Regions from separate parts of the Homo sapiens genome. Here all the other regions are linked to region 4. A link is a loop called in an ENCODE intact Hi-C map of the cell type or tissue named here. Cell type or tissue: PC-9. All regions are shown on one strand. Region 1 overlaps SLC7A14-AS1 (SLC7A14 antisense RNA 1). Region 2 overlaps SLC7A14-AS1 (SLC7A14 antisense RNA 1). Region 3 overlaps SLC7A14 (solute carrier family 7 member 14). Region 4 has its middle 4.3 kb from the start of CLDN11. Region 5 overlaps SLC7A14-AS1 (SLC7A14 antisense RNA 1).

What was found. A loop is a pair of places that touch in the nucleus more often than their neighbours do. Peaks named below come from ENCODE experiments on the same cell type or tissue, not always from the same donor. Only the 100,000 strongest peaks of a DNase experiment are listed, where the experiment ranks them.
Region 1: a loop joins it to region 4, with 15 times the contacts of the local background. A loop is called at or near these places in 6 of 110 quality-filtered maps.
Region 2: a loop joins it to region 4, with 2.6 times the contacts of the local background. A loop is called at or near these places in 4 of 110 quality-filtered maps.
Region 3: a loop joins it to region 4, with 3 times the contacts of the local background. A loop is called at or near these places in 3 of 110 quality-filtered maps.
Region 5: a loop joins it to region 4, with 11 times the contacts of the local background. A loop is called at or near these places in 70 of 110 quality-filtered maps.

The regions. Positions count from the first base shown.
Region 1 is chr3:170,743,128-170,748,127 of GRCh38, forward strand. All of the region lies in intron 5 of SLC7A14-AS1 (SLC7A14 antisense RNA 1), which reads left to right. Among named protein-coding and RNA genes, the nearest start is that of RPL22L1, 120 kb to the right of the region's middle. In PC-9, no CTCF peak of the experiment used is centred here; a DNase peak (open chromatin) is centred at 2,404; H3K27ac peaks cover 2,051 bases.
Region 2 is chr3:170,603,921-170,608,920 of GRCh38, forward strand. The region is part of intron 2 of SLC7A14-AS1 (SLC7A14 antisense RNA 1); the gene reads left to right. Among named protein-coding and RNA genes, the nearest start is that of SLC7A14, 20 kb to the left of the region's middle. RefSeq lists a silencer at 2,846-3,046. In PC-9, no CTCF peak of the experiment used is centred here; a DNase peak (open chromatin) is centred at 2,961.
Region 3 is chr3:170,570,867-170,575,866 of GRCh38, forward strand. All of the region lies in intron 1 of SLC7A14 (solute carrier family 7 member 14), which reads right to left. The region is part of intron 2 of SLC7A14-AS1 (SLC7A14 antisense RNA 1); the gene reads left to right. Among named protein-coding and RNA genes, the nearest start is that of SLC7A14, 13 kb to the right of the region's middle. In PC-9, no CTCF peak of the experiment used is centred here; a DNase peak (open chromatin) is centred at 2,175; H3K27ac peaks cover 594 bases.
Region 4 is chr3:170,412,087-170,417,086 of GRCh38, forward strand. No RefSeq gene overlaps it. Among named protein-coding and RNA genes, the nearest start is that of CLDN11, 4.3 kb to the right of the region's middle. In PC-9, a CTCF peak has its summit at 2,220; a DNase peak (open chromatin) is centred at 2,205.
Region 5 is chr3:170,687,641-170,692,640 of GRCh38, forward strand. All of the region lies in intron 2 of SLC7A14-AS1 (SLC7A14 antisense RNA 1), which reads left to right. Among named protein-coding and RNA genes, the nearest start is that of SLC7A14, 100 kb to the left of the region's middle. RefSeq lists enhancers at 851-1,423, 1,424-1,996. In PC-9, a CTCF peak has its summit at 2,882 (motif pointing left); a DNase peak (open chromatin) is centred at 2,091; H3K27ac peaks cover 1,086 bases.

The DNA of each region.
Region 1 (5,000 bases), 330 kb after region 4:
CTATTACTCCATCTTTGGCTGAAGTGAAAGTCAACTATATGTTCAATTGCCTTTTTAAAAAAATTTGACACATTGTAATTGTACATAGTTATGGTGTGCAATTTAGGGTTTCAATACATATATATGTTGTATAACAATAAAATCAGAGTAGTTAGTATATCCATCACCTCATGCATTCATCATTTCTCTGTGGTGAGAATATTCAAAAGCTTCTCTCCTAGCTATTTTGTAACAGTCACCCTCCTGTGCAATAGAACAGCGGTACTTATTCCTCCTATCTAATTATAACTTTGTACCGTGGACCACTCTCTCTCCATTCTTCCCCACTCCCCTCTCTAGTCTCTGGTAACCACTGTTTACTCTCTGTTTCTTTCTTTTTTTTTTTTTCTTTAGAGGTAAGGTCTCACTCTGTTGCCCTGGCTGGAGTGCAGCAGCATAATCATAGCTCACTGCAGCCTCAAACTCCTGGGCTCAAGTGATCCTCCTGCCTCAACCTCCCGTCTACTCTCTGCTTCTATGATATCTATTTTTTTGAGACGGAGTCTCACTCTGTCACCCAGGCTAGAGTGCAGTGGCATGATCTTGGCTTACTGCAACCTCTTCCTCCCAGGTTCAAGTGAATCTTGTGCCTCAGCCTCCCGAGTAGCTGGGATTACAGGTGCACATCACCATGCCCAGTTAATTTTTGTATTTTTAGTAGATATGGGGGTTTCCTCATGTTGGCCAGGCTGGTCTTGAACTCTTGATCTCAAGTGATCCTCCCTCCTAGGCCTCCCAAAGTGTTGGGATTACAGGCGTGAGCCACCATGCCTAGCCTTTCAATTTTTTTTAGATTCTACATATGAGTGATATCATATAGTATTTGTCTTTTTGCATCTGGCTTATTTCACTTAATAAAATGTCTTCCAGATTCATCCAGGTTGTCACAAATGACAGGATTTCATTCTTTTTGTATGGTTGAATAATATTCTATTCTGTATGTATACCACATTTTCTTTATCCATTCATCCATTGTTGGGCGCTTACATTGATTCCATATTTTTGCTGTTGTCACTTGCTTTTATAAGCAAGTCCAGAACCATAGACAGAACCAGCTTAGGTCAGTCTGTCTCAATAGAATTTTTACATTTGTGTCAGTTTCCATTTTCCTTGATGTATTAGTCTGTTCTCACGTGGCTATAAAGAAATACCTGAGACTGGGTAATTTATAAAGAAAAGAGGTTTAATTGAGTCACAGTTCTACATGGCTGGGGAGGCTCAGGAAACTTACAATCATGGCAGAAGGCACCTCTTCACAGGGCCACAGGAGACAGAATGAGTGCTGAGTGAAGGGGCAAGCCCCTTATAAAACCATCAGATCTTGTGAGGACTCACTCACTATCATGAGAACAGCATGGGGGAATCACCCCCATGATTCAATTATCTCCACCTGGTGCCACCCTTGACACATGGGGATTATTACAGTTCAGGATGAGATTTGGGTGGGGACACAGAGCCAAACCATATCACTTGACATTGCCTCATCTTTCTGTTTAGTTAATAATAAGTAGTCTTCATGATCGCCGCTTATTATCTTTTCTGCTCATTGTAATATCCTTCCTGAAAAGACTAGTACTAGGCAATGGTGTTTAAGTAATAAAACAAAGATTAAAGTGTCTTTAGTTAGACAAACATGGCTTTCATTGCTACCTCTTCCACTCCCTATGTGACTTTTGACAAGTGTTTTAATCTCAAAGGGACTGTCTCTGTCAACAAAATGGACAAGGGTGTAAGATGTGTTGAGAAAAAGACTTTTAATTTATGCTATCCATGCATCTGTATTTTGTTACATGAAAGATGTAATTTTAATTTAAAATAACAAAGTATTTTAAATACTTTGTTAAATAAATGGTAGTGATAATATCTCATCAACAGGGCCATCATGAGTATTAATTGAAATAATATGCATGCTTAATGTGTTATAACTTGGCCCATCTTTCCACTGTTCCAAGTACAGAACAATCATACTCTAAATGGCCAGTTGAGTTTCACAGATAATAAAAATGTGTTTTCTGTAAAGGGTCCAATTTGCTTTCTTTTTCTTCTACACAACCCTGGGAGCACTCCTAAGAGACCATGTGGGTTCAATGTGAATGGCTTGGAATTCCTTAAGTGTGTATGGATGTTGCTGTACAGTTTTCCACTGAGTGACCTCTGATTGGACAAAACTCAAAAAGTGCTGGCAAAGGAAGATTTTAAGCCATCTTTAAAATGAATGGGGATTTGGGTTCATGGTGGTAACTAGTTGAAGAGAGATAAGAGAAGAAATATAGCCTGACTGGAAAGAAAAGAATATCAACTTGGTGATTAATATTTATTGCATGCCTGCAATTCTTCTTGAACTAGTCACTACCTCTCATTCTTTGAATTCCTGAGTCATACCTTACTCTGTTTTCTTCTACATGCCAACTCCTGCACTCTTTTTGTCTGGCCCTTAAAATGGCCTCAGAATCCCTCTCAATACTGCACTGAGGCAGCCAGAATGTTCAGGCTGAGTTGGCATAAAATCTGAAACCTATTTATCATCCTATGAACATTCATCCATTAGGCTTATCTGATCACCTAGCCTTTCAGTTCCTAGACCACTTCTTTTAATGACCTTGTTTCTACTTCAGCCATCCATTTACACCCTAGAAACTGTCACTAGTTGGAACAGTTATCTTAATATCCTCCCAGATTGCAATATTCAAAATTTCCAGTGTTCTCATGACTCTATTTCTTTTGCCTTTGTTCTTTGACTATCGAGGTTCATTTTATCCAGAAATTCCTCTTTTATCTTTTCTTTCAAATTCTGGGCCACATGGTGAGATCCTAAACCAATTTCTGCCAGTATCTTCTAATTTCTTGCCACCACTTCTTCACCCTGTCCCTTGCTATATTCATCTAGCAAAACATGGTATGGGATTAGTACTGCAGTTTTATTTTTCCTTCTCCAAGAAGCTGAGGAGAAAATCCTACAACTGAAACAAGTCCAATTGTCCCATTCAACTGATTTCACTTGACCCATAGAACTGATACTATGGTTTCTTTTGAATAAACATAAAAATTGACTCTTCCAGTCTTAAAACTTAAGGAAGATAAATTTGTCTTATCTGAGTTCTTTCCCAGGAAACCAAACATCAGTCCTCCCAGATAGCATCAAGGAACTGGAACGTACCAGTTCACTCCATCTGGACAACATTCCAGACCCCTCACCCATCATGATTGCCTATCTGACCACTTGCTTTCTGTTGACCAACTCCTCTTCCCTACCCCTCCCTAATTCCTGTTTTCCTGCATGTTACATTTCTTCCCTGCTATATAAGTTCCTGGTTTTAGTTGGTCAGGGAGATGGATTTGAGACTGACGTCCCATCTTCCCAGCTGCAGTACCTAATTAAAGCCTTCTTCTCTGGAAATACTCTTGTCTCAGTGATTGGCTTTCTGTGAGGTGAGCAGCAGGACCTAGACTGAACCTTTGGTGTTTTGGGAACACAGCCTGCAGATTCATGCAACAGCAGACTCATGGCTCCAAACCTCAGCCTGGCTCTCCGTGTTGCCTTGTCAGTCAATTCTTGAACTTGACTTTGATCAGCTCTTCTTTCATTGCCTTCAATGACTCTTTCAAACTTTATCAGTTTCTTTAAAGCTCTCAATCCCTCCACCCTCAGCAAATAATCTTCTCTGTTATTTTGTTGAGAAGAACAAGGGAATATCATTTTTCTGATCTCTTCAGCTTTCTGAACTTTCCCTGCAAATATAGCTACAGCAGTGCCTGCCCTTACCATCAATGTATGGACCATGATAAATGACACTGTCCAGTTCATCATTATTCTTTCCAATCTGTTGTACTTGCTAGAGAACCTCAAAAGCCTTGCTGATCAAATCCACCCAAGTTCTTCCTACCAACTTCAGCTAGACCTGAGATGCCACCTACAGACCCTGGGGTCTACGTAGGGCATGTATACCTTTCTCAGGTCCTCAAGGCTGCTTTAGCACCTCTTACCTTCTGTGTCACTGAGCAGAAGGGGGACCTCTGAACCCCAGTTTTCCTCTTTGACCCCCCTTTTTTCCATCCTTGAGAGCTCTTCCTTTATGTTTACCACTTAGGAAGTAACCCCTCAATGACAGCCAATACTGCCACATGTCATTTACCTTATCCATCAATTATCTTTGCTATCATTTGAATTTTTCACCTCTCCAGATTGTCTTTATATTGAAGACACTTATAGCCTTAAAAATAAAGTGGAAACTTTCTACCCAATCAAGTTGCCTCCTCTTCTTTCTCCTTCATTTTGTCAAAAAAACCTTTGCATGTCTTTACTATTGACCTCCATTTCCTTAAAACCAATTTCTTCCCTAACCCCTTAAAATGTAGCTTCTGTCCTGTCTTACTGAAACTCTTCTTTGGAAAATTAAAAGTAACCCATAAAGCCAAGAGTCTGTCCTCTGCTATTATCCACGTAAACCCCACACTGAAATAGCTGTAATTTTTTTTACCATCCTGTTCTTTAAAAATTTTTTTTCCTCTAAAATAAAATATGTATACAAATGTGCAAGCTACATGAATACACAGCTTGATGGATTGTTATCCATGTAATCACTTCCCAGGACAAGAAATTAAACAATGCCAGTCTCCCAGCTGCGACCCTTCCAGTTCCCATCCTGCCCTCCTCAAGGCAACCACTACCCTTGTTTCTACATCACTTACTTGCTTGCCTTTTCTTACTCTTTTGCCACTAGTGTGCACCCCTAAATACTTAGTTTTGTCTATCAATTGGAACCAAACAGTATATTCTTTTTTTTCTTGAGACAGAATCTCACTCTGTCACCCAGGCTGGAGTGCAGTGGCATGATCTCGGCTCACAGCAACCTCCACCTCCCGAGTTCAAGTGATTCTCCTGCCTTGGCCTCCCAAGTAGCTGGGATTACAGGTGCCCGCCACCATGCCTGGCTAATTTTTTGTATTTTTAGTAGAGACAC
Region 2 (5,000 bases), 190 kb after region 4:
AATGGTATGTTTTCCCACTCATGCAACCGAGAAATGGAGGGTTTCTCTCCTTGGTGCTGAAACAGATATTTTCGGGTAGGAAGAGTGGATTTTGTAAACAGCACTGGTTTCTAAAATTGGTGATGAGGGGCAGAGAAGAAATCATTTATCTAGAGGACAGATTGGACAGAGGGTGAGCAGGCTCCATTTTGACAAATGGGGATGGCAATGCTGATGAGCAGTCAGCACAGAGACAGAGCACTAGTCCTTCTTAGTCTAATTCATCTTATAATTAATTGGCTCCAAAGAAGGCTCCCCACACAAGTGTGGGGGCAGCACAGTGAGTAGAGGTGCTCTCCATCCCCATGTCCTGATGCAGCAGATGCCATGGCTATGTGTAGGCAGTAAGGGGTGGGTGTCTGAAAACATGCAGTATAGCAGCTGCTCGTGGCCCCACTTTCTTAGTGGCTGCTGGCGGGGTTGTGGCCAAGACCATCTTCATAAATGCATCAATTCTGGGGACAGACTGAAAAAAATATTGCTTAAACATGGGCTTCTTTGCATCCCATAGCCATATGATGTCAACACTTTTCTGTTGACAAAGAACTTGTATCTCTTTCTTTTTCTAAGACAAGTGTGGAGTTAGCATAGTGTAGCAGAAAGCTAGACAGACCTGGAAGCTCAGTTTATTTATTTGCTAGCTGTATGGTTTGGGGGGAAATTAATTAATTCTCTGAGCATTGGTTTGCTAATTGATAAAATGCATAAGAAACTTAACTTTGAAATTGTAGTGAGGATTTACTGGCAGAACACATGTGAAGTGCCAGCACAGTTTCTGACAAACAGTAGGTGCCCCATAAATGGTAGTTATTAAATTTAAATATTACTATTTCCAGAAAGGGTTTTTTCCTCTTGAAGATGGGTATGTGGGCAGAGAATCAGAAAGCATTATATTTTGATAGAAGCCAGTACAGTCTCATTGCAGGTGAGGCCAGTGCACCTTTGTTTTCTCTTACGCTTGATGGGAGAGAAGCTGACTGACAAACAAACCATGAGGGCTCAGGCTGTAAGGTAATGAGTTCTAAAGGGCTTTGAAGCTAGGTTTCTTATACATGGTAGTCTATAAATGGATTATTCTCTTTTCAGATTTCCTTTTCTTCTTTTGCACTCTGAGACACAGAATTAATTTCATCATATCTACTCCTAAATTCATGCCTCACTATCATTGGTTCATAGAAAATATTTCCTTTGTTTATGTTTTATTTCATTACTTTCTCTCTTCTTCATCTCATATCACCAGGCTCCCATCAGTCACTCAAGGGCACCCAGTTTTGCTTGTCTTATGAATGCCTATTTCACTATTCTTATGTTTATTTACACATATGTGTAAGTGAAAGTACATGATATTTTTGCGTGTGCATTTTAAATGTACAGAAATGGTATTTGGTCAGAAATCTTGCTTTGTTACTTATTTTGAAGGTAAGAATTATTTGAGTTTCATTTTCATTGCAGTATGTAGATTTGGTTTATTTCTCAGATACCTGCATAAATTTCCATTTTATGTGTATACTGAATTTTATTTATGAATTCCCCTGGTGGTTACTTCTTACTCTTTACTCTTTCAAATCATGCTCAATTAATAATCATTTACATGTTTCCTTGTGCATTTATATGAGAGTTTCTGTGGATCTATATCCAGGAAGGAAATGATAGAGTTCTAGAGTACAAGCTCTGTAGGCCTGATTACTTTCCAAAAAGGCTGTACTAGTTTGCATTTCTACTAGCAGTGCAAGGATATTTTTGTCTTTGCACATCCTCATCAGCACTTGACATTGTTTGGTTTTCTATTTTTTGCCAGCTGGATGTGTGTAAAGTGGTATCTATTGTTTTATTTGAGTTTCTCTGGGACTGGTGGTGTTATACATGTCTTTATGTAGTTATTAACTAACTGTATTTTCTTTACTCTAAAATTGCTTTATTATTATTTTACTGCTTTCCTATGTCCTTGCCTTTTTTGTATTACAGAATTCTTTGTACATTTTAGATATTAACCTATTGTCAGTCTTGGAAATGATAAAATATCTTCTAGAAAGTCACTGGTCTGTTAATTTTGTCTTTAGTGTCTCTTTCTTTCTTGCTAGCTTTCTTGCTTTCTTTCTCTTTTTTCTTTCCTTTCTTCCTTTCTCTCTCTCTCTGTCTCTTCCTTCCTTCTTCTTCTTTTTTTTTTTTTTTGAGACAGGGTCTCACTCTGTTGCTTAGGAGGTAGTGCAGTGGCTCACTGCAGCCTTGACCTCCCCAGGCTTAGACGACTGTCCTACCTCAGCCTCCTGAGTAACTGGGACTACAGGCGCATGCCACCACGCCTGGCTAATTTTTGTTATTTTTTGCAGAGATGGGTTTTTGCCATGTTGCCTAGGCTGGTCTTGAACTCCTGGTCTCAAGTGATCTACCTACCTATAGCCTCTCAAAGCTAGGATTACAGGTGTGAGCCATCATGTCTGGCCTAGGGTCTTTCTGATGAACAGAAATATTTTGTCTGTCATAGTTGAATTTAGCAAAACTTTCAGGTTGGGTTAGTATTGAAATATAGACATATAATTTTGCACAAATTCTAAGTCTACAGCTTGATTATTTATCACAAAATGAACATGCCTATGTTCTTCTCCACTGACAAGAAATAGGACATTACAAATATATGTCTCTCTTTTGCTCTCTTTCCTTTACTAACTCCCCTTTCTTCTCTAAAGTTAACAACTATGTAAGTTATCCATTTCTGCATAACAAATAACCTTAAATGTAGTGACTTAAAATAATAAACATTTATTATCTCACAGTTTCTGAGTGTCAGGGATCTAGGAACAGCTTAGCTAGTTGGTTCGAGCTGAGGTCTCTCATGAGATTGCAGTGAAGTTGTTGGCCAGGGCTGCAGTCATCCCAAGGCTTTGTTAAAACTGGAAAATCTGCTTCTAAGAAGTCTTACTCATAGGGCTGTCGGCTGGAGTCCTCAGCTCCTCACTCACTGTTGTAGAAGACCTCAGTCCCTCACCACATGGGCCTTTCCCTAGGGCTCCTCACAATGTGGTAGCTAACTTCCCCAGGGTGAGGTAGGAGAGGGATAAATAGATAGGTAGATAGGTAGATGGATGGATAGAGAGATAGATAGGCGCTGTAGTGCCTTTTCATGACCTGGGCTCTGAAATTGCACTTTCACTTCATTCTATTTATTAGAAGCTATTCTTTAAGTATAGTCTACACTCAAGAGGAGGAGAATTAGATGCTACTTCATAAAGAAAGAAATACAAAAAAATTTGTGAATATATTTTAAAAACCATCACTGCAACTATTTTTACTTTTAACATCTTTTAGTTTTGCTTTGTGAACTTTATGTAAATAGAATTATATAGTTTATTCTTTTAATTTTTTTTTTTTGAGACAGAGTCTCGTTCTGTCGCCCAGGCTGGAGTGCAGTGGCACGATCTGGGCTGACTGCAAGCTCTGCCTCCCGAGTTCATGCCATTCTCCTGCCTCAGCCTCCTGAGTAGCTGGGACTACAGGTGCCCACCACGACACCCAGCTAATTTTTTTGTATTTTTAGTAGAGATGGAGTTTCACCGTGTTAGCCAAGATGGTCTCGATCTCCTGACTTCGTGATCTGTCCACCTTGGCCTCCCAAAGTGCTGTGATTACAGGCGTGAGCCACCATACCCGGCCTCTTTTAATTTTTTAAATATGGTAAGAAGTGAAAAGTCCACTTAATTTTCTCAATATACTGACTTCTCATCCCAATACCATTTTCTAAATAGTACATTCTTTCACTATTGATTTGGTTGGTCACTTTGATTATATGCCAAATGAGAAATGATAGTCACTCATATCAGTGTGGGAGTGACGCATTTGGTAAGAAATGGCCAGATTCTGGGTATTTTTTTGGAAGGCCCTTTTAAAATGTAATTTTCAATACAACTCTATGACTTAGGTACAGAAAAGAATGCACATACTCTGGACATCCCATGAGAGTGACAAAGGTTCCTAATTCTTTTGCTTGGCCTACGAGTACATCATTTTAATCATAGATAGTCTTTTTTAAGGAAGGGCAGCAATCTGTTATAAGTTTTCTTGACACTAGGCCAGACATGGTGGCTCACACCTGTAATCCTAGTTTTGAGAGGCCTAGGAGGTAGATCACTTGAGACCAGGAGCTCAAGACCAGCCTGGGCAACATGGAAAAAACCCATCTCTGCAAAAAATACAAAAATTAGCCAGGCGTGCTGGCATGCGCTTGTAGTTCCAGCTACTCCAGAGGCTAAGGTGGGACAGTCATCTAAGCCTGGGAAGGATCAAGGCAATGATGGGTAACTTCTTGACATTATCATATAAAGCTGCTCACACATTGGCAAACAAGGGTAAGGGAAATGTATATCTATGCAAGTAAGCTATTCCAAAAGCAAGTTAAGTTCTCTCTTCTTTTCCTAAAAACTTAAAAAAATCATAAATAGGTGTTGAATTATTAAATAACTTTTCAATGTCTGCTGAGATAATTACTTACATGTAGTGCTATAATGTGGTGTAAACACATTATGATATTACAGATTTTTAAATGTTCACTGCATTTCTGTGTTAAATCCTACTTGAGCATTATAACATTCTATTTAATATGCTAGTTAGTTAGCTAAAGTAGTAGGTGCTTTTGTGTCCTTCTCATGCTGACTTGGTATGGACCATTTCTGTGCATGACAAGCTGACTAGCAGCATCTGTGATTCTTGGCCTCAGAGTTTTCTGTGGTCACTAGGCCTCCCCTGCCTGAGTGCATGTCAGACTGTAAGCACCAGACCAATAACACTTCTTCTATCTCAGGAATAGCCATCAACGAATGACTGATATATTGGGAGAATAAAGGACCCAGTTTCCATGTCCTTCAGGAGGAATAACACTGAGGCATGTGTTCTACACTGGCTTTCAGTTTAACTCAATAGATTAAACTCAAGTTACTCACAGTGGTAACTTGTTTGAAAGTGCATTT
Region 3 (5,000 bases), 160 kb after region 4:
GAGTACAAGTGGTTTTGGTTACATGGATAAATTGTGTAGTGGTGAGGTCTGGGCTTTTAGTGCACCCATCACCCAAATAGTGTGCATTGTACCCAACAGGTGATTTTTTTGTTCCTCACCCCTTCTTTTATTGTTGACTTAATTTTCTTTTTCATTCTCTCACTCAACATTTCCTTAATATACTCCAGTCCATCATCCAGATTAAACTTTAGAACTCTCTTAAACTAAACAAAATGGCCTTTCAAATTACTTGCCTTCCTTTCAAAACCCCCATTCTGCTTTACTTAATAAATATCCCTTCTGCCATCAGTTCTCCCATTACAGCTTATTAGTCTTCCTGTACTATGCTCTTGCTTTGGGGTAATCAAACAATCTGAGCCTTCACTGAAAGAAATGAGTTCCTGGCACATGTAGATACATCTTGAACTTCTAGAATATTAATTTAAGTCTAGAGATGTAGTGTGTATTGCTGACAGTTTAGGGCAAATCTGTCTTTCACAAACCACTCACAGGAGCCTTGAGGATCTAGGCCTTTGTTTTTGTAAGCAGTAAGTTATATTATGTTGGTCATTAGGGCCTGTAATTTTGTTTCCTTGACAGTTACGTGAGACTAATTCAAGTCACTTCACTGATGAAGAAAACTAAAACCAAAACAATAAATCTTGAACATAATCTTCCACATACCTGAGGCAATTGGGACTTCATATTGTTTTTATTTTAGCAACAATATTGTTTAGCAACATTACTCAAGAAAATGGTTCCTATCTTTATTAATGCTTCCTAGTCTGTTTTTCTCCCATTATAGCTTCAGTTTTTAGTATGTTTGTTGAATGAATTAATGAATAACTAAATGAATAAAAAGCTATTATTTCTTTCTTAGATGTAGTGACAGTCCTAGAAAAAGTAAGACTTGGCCAGGCACGTTGGCTCATGCCTGTAATCCCAGCACTTTGGGAGGCCAAGGCAGGCAGATCACAAGGTCATGGGCTTGAGACCAGCCTGGCCAATATGGTGAAACCCCATCTCTACTAAAAATACAAAAAAACTAGCTGGGCATGGTGGTGCACGCCTGTAGTCCCAACTACTCAGGAGGCTGAGGCAGGAGAATCACTTGAGCCCAGGAAATGGAGGTTGCAGAGAGCCAAGACTGTGCCACTGCACTTCAGCCTGGGCAATAGAGGGAGACTCTGTCTCAAAAAAAAAAAAAAAAAAAAAGAAAGAAAGAAAGAAAAAGTAAGACTTGTCCAAAGTCCCATACCAAATCTGTGAACTCCTGGGCCTAATTCTCTGCTAAGGCAATGAAGATAGACCTGCAAAGTCATTCTTATTATCCATGCACTTGTATAAGATCCATTAGGATTGATCAGCTTCTGAGAGAATTTTTAAATTGCAGATGGACTGTATAGATGGTGAGGATCATGGTGTCAGATGGCATGGTCTTTGAATCTTGACTCTAACCTTCACTGGCTGTGAGAACTTGGGCCAGTCATTCAAATTTTATAATCCTCATCTGTAAAATGAGGATATTAATATCTACTTTATATGATTAAATGAGTAAATGTGATTGCTACTATTATTATAAGTATTATGATATAGCTGTCAAATTATTCTTGACTTTAAGAAGAGCACTCAATAAGTTGCTATATTGGAATCATATGTGTAAAGAGATGATAGTACTCAAATGACAAGTTTTCTCTAGATTCTTAATGTGCTGTAATGGGATCAGAGTGTTTATTTATAACTGTAGGTTGAAATAGACTTGGGGGCAGAAAGGAAGAACAGAGGCTATTCACTAAGAGTATTGAAACAGGGAATTCTTGTTTTTGTTTTGATAGTTAAATTCTCTACTGGCATATTTCTGTTGTCTATATTAGGAATTTATTTCTGGCACGACAGTCTCTACTCATTCAGATATTTTCTTCCTCTGCATTGTGATGCTGGAATAGAAAGTGTGTCAAAAGTCTTTGTGACTAGGACAGACTCTAAAATGAATCCCAAACTGTCTGTGTAGTTTGTTCCTACTCAGAATCAGGATAACCAGTCAGCTCAAGGGGAAAATAAAAATATTCAAAATGGTTGTTTGGCCTCTTTTAGAGGTAGCAATGTTGCGTGATTTTTAAAAAAAACCTCTTGGGAGTCTATTCCTTCAGCATTTTGTAGATGAGTCATAGTCGCCACATGACTGTTTTCTGTAGTGAGAGTGACTAACAGATTCAGTTTCAAATGTCAGGGTCCACACATGGAGATTACTGACAAGGATAAACCAGACTCAGGTGCACTCAGAGCAAGGCCAGATCATAGTGCCCTCTGAAATGACACAAACAGAATTAGCACAAAATACAAGAGATGTGTCCCTTACAGAAATAACCCAACCACTTGGATGGTTTATTTATTATTGATGGTTAATCAGTGGCATCTACCAGAACTCTCCAAAGGAGACCAACAAAAGATTGTCACTAATATGAGATTCAAGTGCCATGCCACCTGAGACCATGATTCTCACCATCTGTACAGTTCATCCACAATTAAACAACTTTCTCAGAAGCAGACTAATCGTAATGGATCTTATACAAGTACGTGAATAATGATAATGATTTTGCTGATCTATCTTCATTGCCTTAGCAGAGAATTAGGCCCAGGAGTTCAAAGATTTGGTAAGGGGCTTTGGACAAGATGTCACTGACACAAGTAAGATAGGCTATGAGTTGAGTATTATAACATGCCTAGAATAATACCCTAAGGAAGATGGGGGCTGCATAAAGACTAGATAAAGTCTCCATCTTTTCCCAAAATAATTTGCCAGTTTCTTCACCACTAGCGAAACAGAGAGAACAAGACCCTGTTTTTGAAGGACACAACTATTCTGGTAACCTGAAAAGTGTTCTTGGGTGGAGTTTGGAAGAGTTCTCTTGTCTCTGTTGCAGCCTGAATGGCACATTTCACAAGACTGTCTGTCCCACTCCATTAATCCTGACACTGTGCCCACAGGTTATCTTTGACCACTCATTTGGTTTTCTCATGGTCCTGCTATTAGGAAGGAAATAGCCTGGGCCACACTTAGAAGCATCTTCTATTGTATGTGGCTATATTGGCATCTAGCTAACAAATCAGTCTCTTGGGACCTGGGGAGCATGGCTAGATTCTTCAGAGCTGGATCACTCTTGATAAAACTGATAAAATTAAGCTTCTGTACCTAATTAGCCTGATCAGCCTGTGAGACAATTGTGACCCTACAAAGCCCTACCTGAGAAGCTAGTTCTGGGGTTTCTTTCCTCTCTTACTTGCTTCTCTTTTCAATATAATCTTTACTGAAATACCATCTGGTTTTGTCTTAAAACGATTCCTGAGAAGTTATGTATAAATGGAAAATTTTAGTTCAATTGATTTAAAAAAGTCTTTTATCAATGTGATCTTTGTCTACAGTAATGAAATGCATCATGGTGATCAATCCAGGCAAAATACCCTGCCCCTGAAGCAGAAGTGGTTTGGCAGTTGTCTTTTTTCACTTTCTTGGCCACTCCCAATCTTGCTTAAATCCATCTAATTGCCCAATTGCCTGGTCTCTGGGATTATGAATCTAATATCCTGCCACTTACAGTAAACTCTGGGTGAGCTTTGCCTTATTCTCAAATGATGGGAGCCATGGACTCTGCCCTTTTTCTTCCTGAGCACACTGTTTCCTATGGTGATCACTACCTGAGTGGTGGCATTGATCATAAATATCCTAGACCAGAAAGTATGTCAAACTCTTCCCTAACCAGCTTCTTAATGTGATAGATGGGCCAATACAGCATGAAGGATAACAAGTTGTGGGAATTCTAGAAAAGGTCCTGGAATGAACCTCAGAGCACATGCAATCAGTCATTTCTATCCATCCTGTGGGGTTGTGCAAGGAGTGAGGGAGCCTGAGAGTGGGAAATGCCATGTTATTTATCCTTGGGAAATAGCAGTATAGTGTGAAGGGCAAAGCCCTGGACTGGGAGTCAGGGAATCTAGTCACCGTACTGCTTTTAACTGAGCAAACCTGGGCAAGTGGCTTCACCTCTCTGGGTCTCAGTTTCTATTCTCATCAACTGAATGGATTAGCTTAGGTGATTTCTATTAAATGCTTATTGAATGAAGGGTGGAGGAAAAGTGGTTAGAGAGAAAGGGAAGTAAGAAGTAACTGATTTTAGAAACCTAAATATACAGAGACTAGATTAATTTGGCTATAAGGTGAAATTTAAGACCATAAGCCTGGATAAATTATTAGGAGCATGTAGATGAGGGAAAAATTCAACCCTGTTACAAAGAGGGCTGAAACTCTGGAGTCTGAAATCCTATCTCTTATGTGCTCTGTGTGCAGGCAGCTTCATCTTTCTGAAGCCTCCCTCATCTAGAAAATAGAGAGACTGTGATAATTTATATGCAAGCATGAACAGCATATTATTTACAGAACCACCAGAGATTAAGATGCCTTCTGTTCAGGCTGTGACTCCATAATCTCTGGCAGTTTGAAATGAGGAGGCAGGGGAGGATGTGTGTGGCAGGCAAAGGATGTCATGCTCATGTGTTAGTGTACTGTCTGTCTGTGTTTCTGAAGAGAATGCTGTATGTAGAAGGAGCTCAGAATGTAGAAGCAGGGTCTTATCTATCACCTGCTTGTAATTAAGGAACAATGGTATAGCTTCATAGTGAACAATGGAAAACTTGAGCTTCATGAATATTTAGTAGTCACTTTGTGTGTTACATTGGGTTATGCTCAATTGATGGCTAAAATTCCCAAAGGCAGCACAGAGCAGGACAAAATGCTATGAACTGAGAGGAGGGACTAGGTTCTAGCTCTTATACTGCCACAAATTTACTAGCTGACTTTGGGCAAGTCACTCAATATCTCTGGGTTTTAACTACTTCAACTGTAATACATAGGGAAAAGAGCATGGTAGGGTGATTTCTGAGATTTCTTCTAGTTACAAGATTGGACTCCATGAGCCCTGAATTCAAATGATATTCCTAAGATA
Region 4 (5,000 bases):
CTCACTGCAACCTCCGCCTCCCGGATTCAAGTGATTCTCCTGCCTCAGCTTCCTGAGTAGCTGGGTTTACAGGCGCTCCCCACTACGCCCAGCTATTTTTTTGTATTTTTAGTAGAGACAGGGTTTCACCATGTTGGCCAGGCTGGTCTTGAACTCCTGACCTCATGATTCGCCCGCCTCAGCCTCCCAAAGTGCTAGGATTACAGGTGTGAACCACTGCGCCTGGCCGACAAACACCTGTTCTTTATTATTATTATTATTATTGGGAGCCAGAGTCTCACTCTGTTGCCCAGGGTGGAGTGCAGTGGCGTGATCTTAGCTCACTGCAACCTCTGCCTCCTGGATTCAAATGATTCTGGTGCCTCAGCCTCCCAAGTAGCTGGGATTACAGGCACCCACCATCACACTGAGCTATTTTTTGTATTTTTAGTAGAGACAGGGTTTCACCATGTTGGCCAGGCTGGTCTCGAACTCCTGACCTCAGGTGACCTGCCTGCCTTGGCCTCCCAAAGTGCTAGGATTACAGGCGTGAGCCACCGTGCCCTGCCCCTTAATTATTAAGATAGAGAATTTAAAGATGTGGCTTTTTAGTTAGATTATTTCCTTATTTTTCACTTCAGCACTTATATACTCTATTACTACTATGTTTTCTGAAAATGTAATCGCTAGTTGAATTTGGGCTAAAAATAAGGACTTTTGCTCTTCTTCAGGAACTATGATCTCATAGGTTGAATTAGACAGGATATCATTTAATGCAGTCTGAGACTCTTGGCAGAGAAGTGGATGAATAGAATTGCTACTTGAAGAGAGAAAACACTCTGAGAGGATTCAAGCCTAAAACTCCAGGTACAAGTTTTTCATTATTTTACTCTATCTACAAGCTGAAGGAAGGGAAATTTGGGATGAAATGGCTTCTGAAGGAATGATATTCTAGTTGCACTGTGAAGAAAGGGCAAGATATGGGGGAGCACCTGGAGCCCTGTTGTCTGTTCTAGAGAACCTGGTGTGTTTTCCACAGTGATTGTTGGAGAAATTTCCTGAAAAGGAATTTTTTCCCCTCTCGTAGCTGAATTTGAATCTCCAGGTGGAAGTGAATTGTGAAGGTGCCACTCTTCTCTGCTGGAAGTATATGCATTGAGGCCAGCGTGTCTAGGTAATTAGAGACTTTTCTGTTTGAGACCTGAGCAGTACACATCCCTTCTACTGCTGAAGGCTTCACTTTCCTGTGGGCGGCAGGTGGGTACCCGAGACCACAAAGAGCTGTACTCTGCCTCTTGCCCACTCCCTAGACCAGCTCCAATCACCACCTCCTGATTTCTTCTGCATGGTGTCTTCAGGTTCTCATCCTAGTGGAACTTGTAGGCTTGCAAATTCAATCTCTCCCTTTCAACCCTTCAGTCAGCTCCATTCAACAGGTATGTATTGAGTGCCTTTGTGTATGCCACGTACTGTGCCACATTCAACAGTTTCGGTGATGAACAAAATAGACAAAATCCTGAAACTTACAGGTCATTTCATTTTTAAAGCCTATGTTTGATATTCTTTTTATGCTATGAATTTGTTCTACAGTATTTCTAAAAATGTGTGTATGTGTGTATCATCAAATATTTAAAATCCACCAGAGGAATTTATCCCTTAAAAAGAGGTCCCCAGGCCGGATGTGATGGGGAGCTGAGATGGGGGTATCTTTTGAGGCCAAGAGTTTGAGACCAGCCTGGGCAATACAGAGACCCCTCCCCCATCTCTATAAAAAATACAACAATAAAAAAATTAGCCAGGTGTGGTGGTGTGCACCTATAGTCCTAGCTATTCAGGAGGCTGAGGTGGGAGAATCACTTGGGCCCAGAGTTCGAGGTTACAGTGAGCTATGTTTGTGCCGCCACACTTCAGCCTCCAGGGGGACAGCAAGACTCTGTCTCTAACAAAATAAATAAATAAGTAAATAAGGGCCTAGTAGAAGTACTTGATTTTTTAATTGAGTAATCTTGCTTAAGTAATTTCATATATGTCCTGTGTTTTCATGTTTGGTTTTCTAAAGAGGTGAATCATCTTTTTAAAATATATGAAGAAAACTTCCACAGAGAAATGCACATTCCAGTTGGGTTTAATTATCCCTCATTTGGAATGTGCAAAGCTGAGGTTAATCATGTTTCTCTACAAGTTACAGCTCCCTTCAGTTTTTTACCAGCCATGCAATGATAAAAGATAACCACTAGCAGGCGCTAAGAGCCTACTCGTTGGCCCAAACTTTGCTCTCAATGTGGGGTTTTGATGCTTGCCAGCAGTCACATCTGCTTTGTGGTATGCATTCGTGCTGTATCTGAATAGCATTTTAGTTTGATTGACTATTTTTGGGTGTAAATGGTAGAAGAACAGTTAACCAGGCCTTTTCCTTTGTTTAGTTCACATCTGGGTTTTAGGGCCTTACTGGCCCTAATCCCCTAATCCTCCCCTTCAAATACCTTTGAATAAGAGTAAGATGAAGGAACGAACTTACGCTCAAGCCACAGAGCATATGACTCATCTTATATTTTTTTTTATAATGGAAAAAAACATTGGACTTAGGGTTAGAAGACCTGAAATCAGGTCTCAGCTCTACCTTCCTAGTTCTGATATGTACTGTGGAAATGTGAAAAGATGGCATGGCAGAGTTTGCTGAGAAAAAATTAACTGAGAAGACCTTTGTCTGGATGGTCTGGGGACCAACGATTGACGTTTATCTGAGGGTGATTAGACCTTGAGAGACTGACTCTTACAACTAAAGGGTACCTGAGACTGTGACAGACCCAGAATATCAGTTTAGTAAGTTGTGCTGCATGGGAAGTCAGGTCTTAATCACAAAGAGGGTTTGGGAGGAGAGCCACAGCCAAGCAATGTGGATGATATTTTTTTTTTTTTTGAGACAGAGTTTGCTCTTGTTGCCCAGGCTGGAGTGCAATGGCATGATCTCGGCTCACTGCAACCTCCGCCTCCCGGGTTCAAGCGATTCTCCTGCCTCAGCCTCCTGAGTAGCTGGGATTACAGGCATGTGCCACCATGCCTGGCTAATTTTGTATATATATATATATATATATATTTGATATGGAGTCTTGCTCTTGTCACCCAGGCTGGAGTGCAATGGCACGATCTCGGCTCACTGCAACCTCCGCCTCCCAGGTTCAAGAGATTCTCCTGCCTCAGCCTCTTGAGTAGCTGGGATTACAGGCACCTGCCACCACGCCCAGCTAATTTTTGTATAATTTTGAAACCCCGAGACGGGGTTTCACCATGTTGGCCAGACTGGTCTCGAACTCCTGACCTCGTTATCCACCCGCCTTGGTCTCCCAAAGTGATGGGATTACAGGGGTGAGCCACTGTGCCTGGCCGCAATGTGGATGATTTTAGCAAAAGTCTCAGCTAAGATAGCTTGAGGGACTTCCCCACCCTACAGAGCCTTGCTAATGGCACCGCATCCTCAGAGTCTGTGAGCCACAGACTCTGAAAATAGTCAAGGATTCCCATTGCGTCTCTCTGCCTCTTGGCCCCCAGTTCTCTTTGCTTCCATGGCTTCCTGCCTTCCTTTTGAAGGGACAAGCCCTCTCTTTACCTTGGGCTAATGAATTCAAACAGGTTACATCTTGTGGCCTCCTCAAGTGGCCTTTTGTACATCTATGCTGGAATGGATTAGACACTGGCTTTACAATTGCTTTCATTGGATAATAATAATACCCTAATTATTTAGCTTGTATCTCTACCAAAGGGAACTCCCACTTCCAATTAATCTACGCTTCCTATAAATCATTCTAACAGTGTCTAATGTGAATGAGTGTCCAGCAGTGCTGGGCACTATGCTGAGTACTTCATATAAATTATCTCACTTGATCCTCACCATGCCCTAAGGGGGCATTTACTATCTCACTTTGTACATGAAGAACCTGAGAGTCACGTAGGTGAAGGGCCAGCTCAAGTGGTGAAGACAGAATGTGAACCTAGGAGGTCCCAGTCCAAGACAGCAATCTTAACAACTTGGCAATTTTTTTTTTTTTTTTTTTTTTTTTTTACCATTTAGTGCCTGAGTTCTGAAATCTGGCTTTACAAACACTATGTGTGTGTGACCTGTGGATGATCTGGGCATTATTATATTCTGATTGGTTGAAGTTTCATGGTTCGAATGTCAAATTCTAATGGAGGCATAAGAGTGCAGATTCCATGAGTGCTTTTACAAGAAGTTGATGTTGCTTGGGTTTTATGTTTTATGTTGTATTTAGCACAAAAGCCATTTTAAAAAAGTGTTATAAGGAAATATCTGAAAACATTCAGTCCATAGACCCTGGTGATGAAACGTCCCCCAAACACAATGGCTCACTCAGAACATACTCCTATGGAATAGTTTCCACAAATCAAACTCATACGAATATAGGGAGGATACATAAGAATGCAAAATCAGGCCAAGCCTGCTGGCTCATGCCTATTATAATCCCAGCACTTTGGGAGGCCAAGGCAGGTGAATTGCTTGAGCGCAGGAGTTCAAGACCAGCTTGGGCAACATAGTGAGACCTTCTCTCTACTAATAATAAGAAAGATTAGCTGGGCATAGTGACTCATGCCTGTAGTCCTAGCTACTCAGGAGGCTGAGGTGGGAGGATCACTTGAGTCCCGGGGTTCAAGGCTACAATGAGCTGTGATCACGCCACTGAACTGTAGACAGGGTGACACAGATCTTGTCTCAAAACAACAACAACGGCAACAACAACAACAACGTTCTGAAGCATCACATTAGCCAGGGGTTTCTGAATACTTACTTTGTACCAATGTTACTTTAAGTTCTGCATATATATTACTAGGTTGGTATAAAAGTAATCGTGGTTTTTGCCGTTATGTTTAATACTTTGCACCAACCTAATAGCTCACAGAATAAAAAAAAAAGTCTATGAGGTAGGTACAGTTTTCATCCTTATTTTACAAATGAGAAAAGGAGGCCAAGAATGATAAAGTAACTTGGTCTCACAGCCAGAAAGTGA
Region 5 (5,000 bases), 280 kb after region 4:
GGAAAAATTGAAAGTGCCGTTTTCTGGCTATTTGGAACTACTGTCGAGTTTGTATTGGGGTCAAGTGGCATTGCAGAAGAAAATAAGGCATTTAGGTTTTAGGTCAGGTGTGAGTTGAAGAGCTTTTAAGTTTTTGAGAACACAGGCTAAGGGAGAAGAAGGAGGAATGGAAGGTGGAAGGTTGCCCATAGTGAAGGAAGCAAGTCCAGAGAGAAGGGAGAGTAGAGACATGGAGGGAAGGGATTCGGGGGTTCTTACCCTCCAGAAAAGCAGGAAAGGGGTCAGGGCACAGAGATACGAGGTCAGGGCATGGAAATAAAGGATAGGGGTGCAGAGATATAAGAGGTTGGGGCATGGAAATAAGGGATCAGGGTGCAGAGATATAAGTAGTCGGGGCATGGAAATAAGGGATTGGGGTGCAGAGATATGAGGTTGGGGTACTTGCCACTCTCCCAGAAAAGCAGAACTTGCCACTAAGGGTGAAGGAGAAGGGGTTGGGGGTTTCTTGCCCCCCAGAAAGGAGGAGAAGGGGTAGAGACACAGAGAAGGGGTTGGGGTACTTCCCCCTCCCCTAGAAAAGCAGGACTTGCCACTAAGAGTGAAGGAGAAGGGGTCAGGGGTTTCTTGCCCCCCAGAAAGGCAGAGAAGGGGTAGAGACATGGAGAGAAGGGGTTGGGGTACTTGCCCCTCCCCCAGAAAAGCAGGACTTGCCGCTAAGAGTGAAAGACCAAGGCAGGCATCCCTGTGTGGTCTGACACCTCTGAAACCTGAGTGAATAACTAGAGAGGCATCCCTGCAATGATTAAACACCAAGAGAAGGCTGCCTTCCCTAGTCCATGACCGGCGCCGGAGTTTTGGGTCCAAGGATAAAATGTGTCTCCTTTGTCTCTACCAGAAAATGAAAGGAATTGAAATTAAGAGAAGGGAGAGATTGAAGTGTGGCACCAAGATTGAAAGGAGAAAGAGGTTGAGGGATAGTGAGGGAGGTTGGAGAAGAGAGTAAAAAGAGGCTGCTTACCAGATTTGAAATTGGTGAGATGTTTCTTGGGCTGGTCGGTCTGCGGACCTGAGGTCATAGGTGAATCTTTCTCATGGAGCAAAGAGCAGGAGGACAGGGGATTGATCTCTCAAGGGAGGCCCCCCGATCTGAGTCACGGCACCAAATTTCATGCGTGTCCGTGTGAAGAGACCACGAAACAGGCTTTGTGTGAGCAATAAAGCTTTCAATCATCTGGGTGCAGGCAGGCTGAGTCCGAAAAGAGAGTCAGCGAAGGGAGATAGGGGTGGGGCCGTTTTATAAGATTTGGGCAGGTAAAGGAAAATTACAGTCAAAGGGGATTTGTTCTTTGGCGGGCAGGAGTGGGGGTCGCAAGGTGCTCAGTGGGGGTGATTTTTGAGCCAGGATGAGCCAGGAAAAGGACTTTCACAAGGTAATGTCATCACATAAGGCAAGGACCCGCCATTTTCACTTCTTTTGTGGTGGAATATCATCAGTTAAGGCAAGGACCAGCCATTTACACTTCTTTTGTGGTGGAATGTCATCAGTTAAGGTGGGGCAGGGCATATTCACTTCTTTTGTGATTCTTCAGTTACTTCAGGCCATCTGGGCATATACATGTAAGTCACAGGGGATGTGATGGCTTGGCTTGGACTCAGAGGCCTGACAGGGACCACACGTGTGCAGTGCACCACTATGCCCAGCTAAGTTTTTTATTTTTAGAGACGAGGTTTGCTATGTTGCCCAGGCTTGTTTCCAACTCCTGAGCTCAAGTGATCTTCCCACCTTGGTCTCCCAACGTGCTCGGATTACAGGCATGAACCATCTTGCCCAGACCCATCCCTTGTTTTTTTACCTATCAGATGAACTCTCTTTGTTCCCCATGTAGAGGCAGAGACTATTACCAGTGACATTCCAGTTCATTTCCTTTTTCAAATTCTTTTCTGGATTGCTTCTCTTCCTTTTAACAAAGAGGGAAAGTACAGTTCAGTGGGGGCAGGAGACATGGGCCTAGCAGGCAGTCTGTGCCACCAGGCTGTCAGCATTAGGACTAAGTCTCTCACAGACATTCTAGAGCTGCCCCTGGGGCTTTGCCTGCTTTGGCCTCAGGACAAGTGATCAGTGAAGAGCATTCCAAGGAGTTGAGTCTACCCTTCAAGATTCCTTACATATTTTCTGGAAAAAAAAAAAAAAAACACTTGGTGCCTTCAGATTCATATGCAAAGGACCTCTGTGCAAATGAAAAGCCTAGTAATTATCAAGAATACGTATCATAATTTTACAATTTAAAATATTTACTTAGCACTTTAAAGTCTTGAAACAAATTATTGCCTTAGGTTGTGTTTTTTAAAATAGTGAAATAGTTTAGGTATTTAAGTTCTAGCCCTCGCAGTAAGCTATTTTTATATTGATTTTTATCTGTGCCAAATATGGTGCTAATAGCAAGCAATGGGGGAGAGTATTATGTGTCTATTGACACTGCATGAAGTATAAGTTCACCATTATTGTGTCTACACTTATAGCATGGATTTGCCCAGTGCTGCTGAAAGGATGCCCAAGGATGTCTTTCTCCTGAATGAAGTCTCAGTGGCATGGCAGTTTGGGAAACGTTGGCCTAAAACAGAAAACGTCTTCCCAGGTGTGGGGGTGTTAGAGCAGCAGAACAATGCAAGGAACTTCAAAACTCCTGATGCCCAGACTATACCCTAGTTAGACCAACTGAGTCAGAATTCCCCGGGGTGGGCGAGACTTGAGTGAGAACCTACTGTTAGGAGAAAATATGTCTTCTCTCATTGTTTCCATTTCCCCCTTGTTCTGGGCTCTGTGGGCAGGAGAGTGGGAAAAATAAAAAAGAGGATGAAGTGGGGCCTTTAAAATGTCTTGGAGAATAACCACCACCACCACAGGAAGTGCAGGGACCCCGCTCCCCCTAGTGGCGGTGTGCCGGAGGCAGCTGGAAGTGCCTGGCCGGCCTGGCCGGCCTGGGCGTTATGTGTGTTAGGAAAGCCGTGTGTCTTCTGCAGGCTTCCTTTTTATAAAATGTGTATTCTATTTATGCGTATTTATTTAAATTTTATTATGTTTACCTATTTATTTATTGTTTATAAATATATGCTTTCTGTATTTTTGTATTTTATGTTTATATAAAGGTGTCCACTGTGGAGCTCTCTAACATGTTCTGAGTCTAGAGGAGGCAGGTGAAGGTGAAGGCCACACGGTGACCCCAGATGCTGTTCCCTGGGTGGGATCTGATGCCTTATTCTGAAAACGTGGGGCACAGTGGCCTGGCTTTCAGAGCAGATCTGACCTTGGAGTGGATTGGTCCCCATCCCTTCAACACACACATATACACATTTCCCCAGTTCCTGCAGAGCAAAGATATGCCTGCTCCTTGATAAAACTTCAGCATTGGTCCTGGTCATTTTTCCCATAAGACTTCAACCAGGATCCTTTTGTGTCTTTCTCCTTGTGTTTAAAGCCAACCACATGTATTTTGACATGTGGACCTTTTGTACAAAAAGCCGTGATATCCTTTATCCCCACTTGGGTAATATTTCCTGCCCTGGGATGCGACGTGGGGTAGAGGGAGGGTGAATTCTGTCCTGAGGCTGCTGTGCCATATTCTGCTTGTTTGATTGGGCTTCTGCAACCTCTACTAAGAAATATACACTGCAAAGCAAGGTGAAGGGCAACAGCCCTGAGCACCACTTCTAGCAGGTGCGGAGAGAGATTCACAGCACCTGGCCCATGTGTCTTCCCACTCAGATACCAGTGGAGGCCCACGCACCATATGTCTGGATACCTAAAAGTTTTACATCAAGCTAAGAGACTGATGAATTAATATGTTCCGTCCTCCTACTTTTCATAAATATGTGTAAAGATCTGAGAGGCCAAGCTCAGCTGCAGCCTTCTTGGACTTCTCAGAGTTCTCCCCAGAATGTGATGACCTGGGACAGCTAGGGATCCCCACTGGCAGCCCACTCACCCTCTTTTCCCATCCCCTGGCTTCATCCGACCCCACAAGGAGCCTCCTGCACATAGGCACACTGGCTTCCCTATCCAAGCCCTGTCCACACGAGCTTGTAAACAGCCTCCTTTTGGGGACCACAGGGGCCTAGACAGATTTATAATGGTAGCATAGTCTCCATGTGGAAGATGGAGATGTAGAAGAGTCCTGTGTAGGTCTGGAGACATGTGAGCAAAGAATTACTGCATCTCAAGTATCTGGAATGTGGAGAGAAGGGAAGAAATGGGTTCTGGATGGGCTCATTCCATTTTCATCGCTATACAAAGAAGGATTTTTAAATTTTTTATGTTGGAATAATTTTAGATTTACAGAAAAGTCACACATATAAGCAAAGAGAATTCCTGTATACCCCTCACCCAGTTTCTCCCATTGTTAATGTCTTACATTACCATGGTACATTTGTCAAAACTAAGAGCCCATTATTGGTACGTAACTGTTATCTAAATTCCAGACATTCTTCAGACTTCACCAGTGTTCCTATTGATGACCTGTTACTTACTATTCTAGTATCTGATCCAGGACACTACATTGCATTTAGTTGCCATGTCTCTCCATTTGCTTCTGGCCTATGACAGTCTTCAGTCTTTCCTTGTTTTTTGTGACCCTGACAGGCTTTAGGAATGCTGTCCAGGTATCCTGTAGGATGTCTCCTAATCTGGGTTTGTCTGATTATTTTGCTTATGATTAGACTGGGGTTATGGAAGGAACACTGCAGAGGTGAAGTGCCCTGTTTCTGTCCATGCGGGCTGCTGTGCTTTCCATCTCAGGTACAATGGTTCCCTGCAGAGGTCCAAACTCAAATGTCTTCAAAAGCCAGGCAGGTAATACAACTGAGGTGAAGAAGTGGAAAAGAGCAGGATCAAATGACAGAAAGAAACAAAGGGCAGTGGCAAAGCTGAGAGTGCTTCCTCAACTGAAAGGGCTGCAAATTCATGTTTTGTCTACAATACTCTGCTGGTCAAATCAAACATTCTG